2 separate regions of the Homo sapiens genome follow, and region 1 is linked to region 2. A link is an interaction called in ENCODE POLR2A ChIA-PET data of the cell type or tissue named here. Cell type or tissue: GM12878. All regions are shown on one strand. Links, peaks and the distances in the headings refer to the core of each region. The heading gives the core; the rest is flanking DNA. Region 1 overlaps UBAC2 (UBA domain containing 2). Region 2 overlaps UBAC2 (UBA domain containing 2).

Region 1 (4,400 bases), core at 225-4,224, 65 kb after region 2:
TCTGAGCTTCAGTCACTTCATCTGACCTAATTCTCAGGGTTATGCTAAGAATGAAGTGAGGTAATGCATGTAGAAATGGCTAGCACAGGCAGGGCGCAGTGGCTCACGCCTGTAATCCCAGCACTTTGGGAGGCTGAGGCGGGCGGATCACCTGAGGTCAGGAGTTTGAGACCAGCCTGGCCAACATGGCGAAACCCCATCTCTACTAAAAATACAAAAAAATTACCCGGGCGTGGTGGCAAGCGCCTATAATCCCACTTGGGAAGCTGAGGCGGGAGAATCACTTGAATCGCTTGAACCTGGAAGGTGGTGGTTGCAGTGAGCCGAGATTGTGCCACTGCACTCCAGCCTGGGCGACAGAGTGAGACTCCATCTCAAAAAAAAAAAAAAAAAAAAAAAAAAAAAGAAACGGCTAGCACAATGTCCGGCCCATGATGGAGACTCAGAAAAATAAAGTGCATCTCAATCTAGGAAAACCGCTGAAATAACATGCTTTCCTTGGAAATAATTACTTTATATAATAACCCTGTACCTCCCTTTGTATGGGAGCTCTGTTTTCACTCTATTAAATCTTGCAACTGAAAATAAGAATAATAATAATAATAAAATAATAACCCTGTAATATTCATAGTATCAAAAGACTAGTCTTGAGAACTCAAGTGGTACCAGCAGATTTGGTTACAAAAACATGGCTGAGATTTCCATCAAATAATGAAATACTTACGCTTCATCGGGAACCAAAAACACTGCCTTTTTTTTTCTCCCATCCTTTTACCGTGAAAAAGTTTACAATTAAGACTTACACTAGGGTTTACATAATGATAATTTTGATAATTCTGTCATTACTTTTCTATTTCTTAGCTGGCCTTCTGTCTTCATTCTCCTTGTATCTCGGTATCACTCTACACTCATGGATTTTTACTTAGTCAATGTGTCACAATCAGTTGCATTCTTTTTCCAACGTTCAGATGGTCCAGGTGGAAGCCCTCTGACCAGCTCCTGCGGCCTTTCAACCAGGGCCCTCAACGCCTGCTCTGGCTGCTCCACCTACCCACTCATCTTCCTTGCTTTAGGCTCACCTATACCCGCCCTGCCCAAGACCTAGAATTTCTCTAAGGATCCCTGTTAGGGAATGTTGGGAAATGGTCTTTAGAAACCAAATCTGAGGCCGGGTGCAGTGGCTCATGCCTATAATCCCAGCACTTTGGGAGACCGAGGAGAGCAGATCATGAGGTCAGGAGTTCAAGACCAGCCTGGCCAACATAGTGAAACCCTGTCTCTACTAAAAATACAAAAATTAGCTGGGCATGGTGGTGCGTGCCTGCAGTCCCAGCTACTTGGGAGGCTGAGGCAGGAGAATCACTTGAACCCGGGTAGTGGAGGTTGCAGTGAGCCGAGATCACGCCACTGCACTCCAGCTGGGGCAACAGAGTAAGACTTCGTCTCAGAAAAAAAAAAAAAGAAACCAAATCTGGGCATTAGATGTGCTCACTGTAATTTTCTGGGTCCCAATGCTTCTAGCTCTTTCAGTAATCAGAGCTAGAAAATATATTTTTGAAATCATGATTCATAATGATATTTCCAATTCAAATTTAACAATTTAACACTACAGTGCTATTTTTCTTTTCTTTTTTTGAGACAGGGTCTCCTTGTGTTGCCCAGGCTAGAGTGCAGTGGCGTGATCTCAGCTGACTGCAACCTCCACCTCCTAGGCTCAAGCAATCCTCCTGCTTCAGCCTCCCAAGTAGCTGGGATTACAGGGGCAAGGCCCCATGACCGGCCAGGTTTTTTTTTCGTTGTTTTTGTTTTTTTGTGTGTGTAGAGACAGGGTTTTGCCATGTGGCCCAGGCTGGTCTTGAACTCCTGAGCTCAAGCGATCTGCCCGCCTCGGCCTCCCAAAGTGCTGGGATTACAGCTGTGAGCCACCATGCCTGGCCTACAGTGCTTTTTCCTAAGGACTTTGCATTTCTGTCGTTTCTCTCTTAAATATTAATAGTTAGCTGCTTGCTTTATCCTAGGTTATACATAAAATTTTAATATTACAGTATCAGTATCATTACAAACAATAAACTACTTATTAAGCCCACTGGGCGAAGTTTAAGATACCTTTGAAGATTTTTTTTTTTCTTTTGGTCCTTAGAGTATGTGTGTGTGAATATATATATATATATCTATATCTCTCAACTAAGGATGGACAGGGTCTTGTGTTCAAAAGCTACTTGAAAGAATTATTTTCCCTAGTGGTTATAACACAGAGATTTGTTTATTTCTGTTTACATTCAATATTAAAGTTTGCTCCTTTCTCAGTTAAAATTTTTGAATATGTTAAATATTTACATTGTTCAAAAACCAAAACCAGGAAAAACAAAGGTTTACTTTCACTTCAGTTATTTATCCCCTCTATCCCATACCCCCAAACCCACTCCCATAGATACACACTTCTAATAGTTTCTAGCTTAACTCCCAATTTTCTTTTTTAAAAAACAAGTAACACACATTAACCTATATAAATACACATGTAGACATGGTACAAAAATACACACACTGGCAGTTCCTCATTTCTGCATAGCTCTGATAGGCACAGACTTCAGTTACCATGATTTGGTAAAACAACACCAGCTCTTCAGTACATAGATCATTATGTCAGTAAGACGTGCATTATGATCAGCAACCAATCATGTATGTCACTTCTTTCTAAGTCTGTCAGTGACTGGTCACTGGGCAGCTGTTATTCCATTCATGCACAGACAGTAAAGTATGTAGTTGTGTTGCCTCATCTTCCAATGATAAATTCATGTGACATTTTACAAAAATAGATCATCAAAAGAGGGAACTAGTCAATACACATGAAAGTATACAAAAAGAGAGCCAGGCGTGGTGGCTCACATCTATAATCCCAGCACTTTGGGAGGCCGAGACGGGTAGATCACTTAAGGTCAGGAGTTTGAGACCAGCCTGGTCAACATGGCAAAACCCCGTCTCTACTAAAAATATAAAAAGTAGCTGGGCGTGGTGGCACGCCTGTAGTCCCAGCTACTCGGGAGGCTGAGGTGGGAGACTCACTTGAACCCAGGAGACAGAGACTGCAGTGAGCCGAGATCACACCATTGTACTCCAGCCTGGACGACAGGGAGAAACTCCATCTCAAAAAAAAAAAAAAAAAAAAAAAATGTATACAGCAAAGCAACAAAAAGTAATAGTGCTGGAAGTGAAATGTGAATCAAATGTTATCAGGTTATAAAAGAAATATCAAACCACAGGAATGTTGACACTGCCACCATTCAAGGTGGGCAGCTAGAGAAACTCAGTGAAGGTGAACTTATCAACAGGAAGGTGACTGTGATAGAATACTGGCTCCCCAAGGAGGTCCACGTCCTAATCCCCAGAACCTGTGACTATGTTGGGTTACACAGCAAGGGGGAGTTAAGGTTGCAGACAGAATTGAGGTTGCTAATCAGATGTCCTTGAGATGAGACTACCTAAGATATCCAGCTGGATTCTATGCAATCACAAGAGTCCTTTTTTTTTTGAGACGGAGTCTCCCTCTGTCGCCCAGGCTGGAGTACAGTGGCACAATCTCAGCTCACTGCAACCTCCGCCTACCGGGTTTAGCGATTCTCCTGCCTCAGCCCCCTGAGTAGCTGGGACTACAGGCACGTGCCACCACATCCAGCTAATTTTTGTATTTTTACTAGAAATGGGATTTCACCATATTGGCCAGGCTGGTCTCAGACTCCTGACCTCATGATCCACCCGCCTCGGCCTCCCAAAGCGCTAGGATTACAAGCGTGAGCCGCTGCAACCGGCCCACAAGAGTCCTTTTAAGTGCAAGAGGGAGGCAGGAGAGTAAGTTTCAGAGTGACAATGTGTAAGAAAGAGTCCACCAGTCACCCTTGGCTTCGAAGATAAAATTGGGTCATGAGTCAAGAAATGTGAGCTGCCTCAGAAAGCTACAAAAGGCGAAGAAACAGATTCCTTCTCAGAGCTTCCAAAAGAAATGCAGCCCTGCTGACACCTTGATTTTATCCCAGTGAGATCCATTTTGGACTTCTGGCCTCCAAACTGTAGGATAATAAATTTATTTTGTTTTATTTATTTATTTATTGAGGAGACAGAGTCTTGCTCTGTTGCCCAGGCTGGAGTGCAGTGGCGTGATCTCAGCTCACTGCAACCTCTGACGCCTCCCAGGTTCAAGCAATTCTCGTCCCTCAGCCTCCCAAGCAGCTGGGACTACAGGCGCTTGCCACCATGCCCAGCTCATGTTTTTGTATTTTTAGTAAAGACAGGGTTTTGCCATGTTGCCCAGGCTGGTCTCGAACTCCTGAGATCAGGCAATCTGCCCACCTCAGCCTCCCAAAGTGCTATGATTACAGGCATGAGCCACTGTGCCTGGCCATATT
Region 2 (4,400 bases), core at 244-4,243:
GCTGTATTCCTGTATTCTACTGTATGGCTATGCCATAAAATATTTAATCCCCTAATGAAGGATATTTGAACTGTTTATAAACTATGTAAAACATTCTTGAACTTTTTTCTGAAACTCCTGCAATCTCTGGCTCTGCTAGATGCTGCATCTTATTTGGTGATGCAGTCAGACACGCATTTGTATACAAACTGGCAAGCAATGGCACCTCTGAGTGTCACATAAGTGTTACTTTCCTAATTTCTACAATAATAATTATTCATATGGAGGATTTGCAGACTCTACAGTGAAGTATTTTTTTCCTGCCATGTATTTTAAAGGCAATTCCCATGAATCTGCTTAGAAATACTCAAAAATATACATTTAGATTTTTGGAAAAAAATACATTTTCAAAGAACTTAGAAAAAAATACATTTTCAAAGAACTTAGAAAAATATTAATAAAAGTTATTGTTGCCTATTCCAAAGCTGCAACCCTTGCCTGGAATTTTCACCTCTCTCTTGTGTCTAGTCCTAGTTCCTGAAAAGCTGCTTTTCACATGAAGCCTTTCCCAACTAAATGGAAAAATCTTTTTCTACTTTTATTCCACAATGAAATCCCTATGATTTTCTATTTAAGAACCACTCCATTTTTTTTCCTGCACAAAATGTAAAACTGATATTTATTGTCTTTTATATTTCATTAATTTCTGCAGTTATCTCTATTGTTTTCTTCCACTTGCTTTGGACAAACAGTTCTTTTCTAGCTTCTTGAACTGTATATTTAACATATATTTTAAATCTTTCCTTTTTTAAATAAATGCATTCAAGGCTTTATATCTATCTCAGATTGCCTTATCTGCATCCCACAGTTTTCACAGGTAGTACTTTCATCATTTAGTTCTAAGCATTTCGAAATTTCCACTGTGATTTCTTCTTTAACCCATGAGTTCCTTAGAAGTGTATTTTTTCATTTCCAAACTTATCCTTTATCTTTTTATCATTGGTTTATAATTTAGCTGCACTGTAGTCAAGCAATGTGATCAGAAAATAACTATTTTCTGAAAGCTTTGAGTCTTCTGGTGACCTAGCACATGGTCAAATTTGCATATATGCTCATGTGTCTTCAGTACAAGTTCTGTTAGCTTTTAAATCATGTTGAGTAAATAAGTCTTTAATCTCTTTTCTATCTAGCACATCATAATAGAAATGTGTTAAGATCTCCCACCATGGTTGTGAATTTGCCAATTTCTCCTTCAAATTCCGTCAAATTTTGCTGTTACATGCAAATTTCATGATTATTTTTATATTCTTTGTAGACTGTTCTTTTTAACCTTTGCAGTGACCCTCTGTATTCCTATTAATATTGAATTTGCCTTGAATTCTATTTTTTCTGATGTTAATACTGCCATACTACCTTTTTATTGGTTGGGATTTGCCTGGTATGTATTTTCTCTTGCCTTTATTCTCAACCTTTCTTTATCACTTTGAGCTGTATCTCTTCTAAGCAGCAAACAGCTGGAATTTTTTTTTTTTTAATCTAAACCGATAGTCTCTGTCCTGTAATAGGCAAGCTCAACCCATTTAAGTTTGTTGTGACACATCCCTACCCTCTTGTGTTTTCTACTTACCATCCTCATTCTTTGTTTTTTTCCCATTGTCTCTTTTCTGGATAATAAAATGTTTTATTTCCATTTTTGCTCTCTTTTGCTTTAGGTTTTATTTCCATTTAGGTTATAATGACTAACCTATCAACACTGTACAGAATGCATACCTCTAACATAACATGACCACAATCCTCTGCTAACCCTCAGTGTCTATGAACATCTCAGTTTTAAGGTTGTTAGAATGAAGTTAGCTGAGATCCAAGTCATTTAATACAGCAGGGAGAGAAGCAGATTTGCAGACAGTGCTTTTGATCAGGGTAGAGATAGTCTTTAAGGAAATACTGTATAGTTCTTTAAATATACAGTAGCAACATCACTAGATATGCTGAAAGTGCCCCTTAATTTTGGTGACTTCCAGGTGAGATTTATGTACACACAGTTCTATCAGAGGAATTATTTTTCTTTTAAAAATAATCACACAGGATTTATTGCTCTGTTCTTCCTGCTTTAATCAAAGTTTACCCTCATCTACAGAACTTTATTGTAGGAGTTTTCCATTTTTCAATTTAGTACTTAAAATTTCTGCTTTAACATTATTTATAACAAGAAAAGAATTGGAAAGAATCCAAAAGTTCATCAAGGGAGTAGCTAAGCAAATTATGCATTGACACATTGGAAGACTGTAGAATATCTATCAAATGTTTATATAAAATATACACGACAAATATATACATTGCACTGACATGAAGATGTTTGGTGAATAAAGCAAGAAACAAAATATAAAGTGTGATGCTTGCTACTATGTGCAAAGGTAGAAGTATAGATTGCATGGATCCATGGAGTACTTGCAGATTGATAGAGTTTTAAAATTTAATAATTTCCCCTTGAAGTAGCTTAAGTCTTTTTCTCTCTCATTTTCTTTATCTTTCTTCTTTTTTTGTCATTTTAGTCATGGTTGTTGCGGTCGTCGTCTTCTTCTTTTTAAAAAGAAAATCTAACTTTCAGTTCCTAACATGGACTAAGCCTATTTCTCAGACTTTTAGGTTAACACAAATCAGATCACTGTGGTAAGTTCATATTTCACTACATAAATGTGGTGACTGATTTCATTTCCTGGCAGTGATATGCATTTGGTTAAAAAAAAATCCAACTGAAATTAAATTTAAAAGCAAAGCTTAATGCCTGTCTGAAATGTGGGGTGCTTTACTTAACCAGACAATGATTCAAAAAAGGGAAGGGGAATTTCTGCCTAAAAATTTAGTGCATTCCCTTCTGTCACAAAAGTGCGTTTGCCCTATTTAAATGGTTCTGTTTCCTTTGCCAGAGCTTTGCCAAAGTCAGCAAATTGTGAGAGTAAAAACACAAATTTTATTCTGTTCTTCCTGTTATCATATATGTAACCATATTATAATTATAAACTGTTAAAAATTGCATGTCATGAAATTTTAAAACTTAGATATATAAAAGACAGTTTGGATTGCTTTGATACATTATTTAAACTTTTTTAAAACTAATGAGTAATCAAACTGAATACATATGCTTTTACTTATATGATCCTTCTTGGTTTTTTTCTAGACACCTGGACCACCACCAATGGATATACAAATGGCAAACAATTTTACTCCGCCCTCTGCAACTCCTCAGGGAAATGACTGTGACCTCTATGCACATCACAGCACGGCCAGGATAGTAATGCCTCTGCATTACAGCCTCGTCTTCATCATTGGGCTCGTGGGAAACTTACTAGCCTTGGTCGTCATTGTTCAAAACAGGAAAAAAATCAACTCTACCACCCTCTATTCAACAAATTTGGTGATTTCTGATATACTTTTTACCACCGCTTTGCCTACACGAATAGCCTACTATGCAATGGGCTTTGACTGGAGAATCGGAGATGCCTTGTGTAGGATAACTGCGCTAGTGTTTTACATCAACACATATGCAGGTGTGAACTTTATGACCTGCCTGAGTATTGACCGCTTCATTGCTGTGGTGCACCCTCTACGCTACAACAAGATAAAAAGGATTGAACATGCAAAAGGCGTGTGCATATTTGTCTGGATTCTAGTATTTGCTCAGACACTCCCACTCCTCATCAACCCTATGTCAAAGCAGGAGGCTGAAAGGATTACATGCATGGAGTATCCAAACTTTGAAGAAACTAAATCTCTTCCCTGGATTCTGCTTGGGGCATGTTTCATAGGATATGTACTTCCACTTATAATCATTCTCATCTGCTATTCTCAGATCTGCTGCAAACTCTTCAGAACTGCCAAACAAAACCCACTCACTGAGAAATCTGGTGTAAACAAAAAGGCTCTCAACACAATTATTCTTATTATTGTTGTGTTTGTTCTCTGTTTCACACCTTACCATGTTGCAATTATTCAACATATGATTAAGAAGCTTCGTTTCTCTAATTTCCTGGAATGTAGCCAAAGACATTCGTTCCAGATTTCTCTGCACTTTACAGTATGCCTGATGAACTTCAATTGCTGCATGGACCCTTTTATCTACTTCTTTGCATGTAAAGGGTATAAGAGAAAGGTTATGAGGATGCTGAAACGGCAAGTCAGTGTATCGATTTCTAGTGCTGTGAAGTCAGCCCCTGAAGAAAATTCACGTGAAATGACAGAAACGCAGATGATGATACATTCCAAGTCTTCAAATGGAAAGTGAAATGGATTGTATTTTGGTTTATAGTGACGTAAACTGTATGACAAACTTTGCAGGACTTCCCTTATAAAGCAAAATAATTGTTCAGCTTCCAATTAGTATTCTTTTATATTTCTTTCATTGGGCACTTTCCCATCTCCAA

The links. ChIA-PET counts read pairs that join two places held together with the same protein. Peaks named below come from ENCODE experiments on the same cell type or tissue, not always from the same donor. Only the 100,000 strongest peaks of a DNase experiment are listed, where the experiment ranks them.
Region 1: POLR2A ChIA-PET joins it to region 2 with 5 read pairs; 2 of 35 experiments call an interaction of 5 or more read pairs at or near these places.

Annotation. Positions count from the first base shown.
Region 1 is chr13:99,230,177-99,234,576 of GRCh38, reverse strand. All of the region lies in intron 1 of UBAC2 (UBA domain containing 2), which reads right to left. Among named protein-coding and RNA genes, the nearest start is that of GPR18, 26 kb to the left of the region's middle. In GM12878, for the core only: no CTCF peak of the experiment used is centred there; a DNase peak (open chromatin) is centred at 2,673.
Region 2 is chr13:99,294,921-99,299,320 of GRCh38, reverse strand. All of the region lies in intron 4 of UBAC2 (UBA domain containing 2), which reads right to left. It overlaps GPR183 (G protein-coupled receptor 183), which reads left to right. Exons shown (of 2, transcript NM_004951.5): 2 at 3,158-4,400. The coding sequence starts at 3,176. The coding sequence ends at 4,261. Among named protein-coding and RNA genes, the nearest start is that of GPR183, 10 kb to the left of the region's middle. In GM12878, for the core only: no CTCF peak of the experiment used is centred there; no DNase peak of the experiment used is centred there; H3K4me3 peaks cover 3,113 bases; H3K27ac peaks cover 3,464 bases.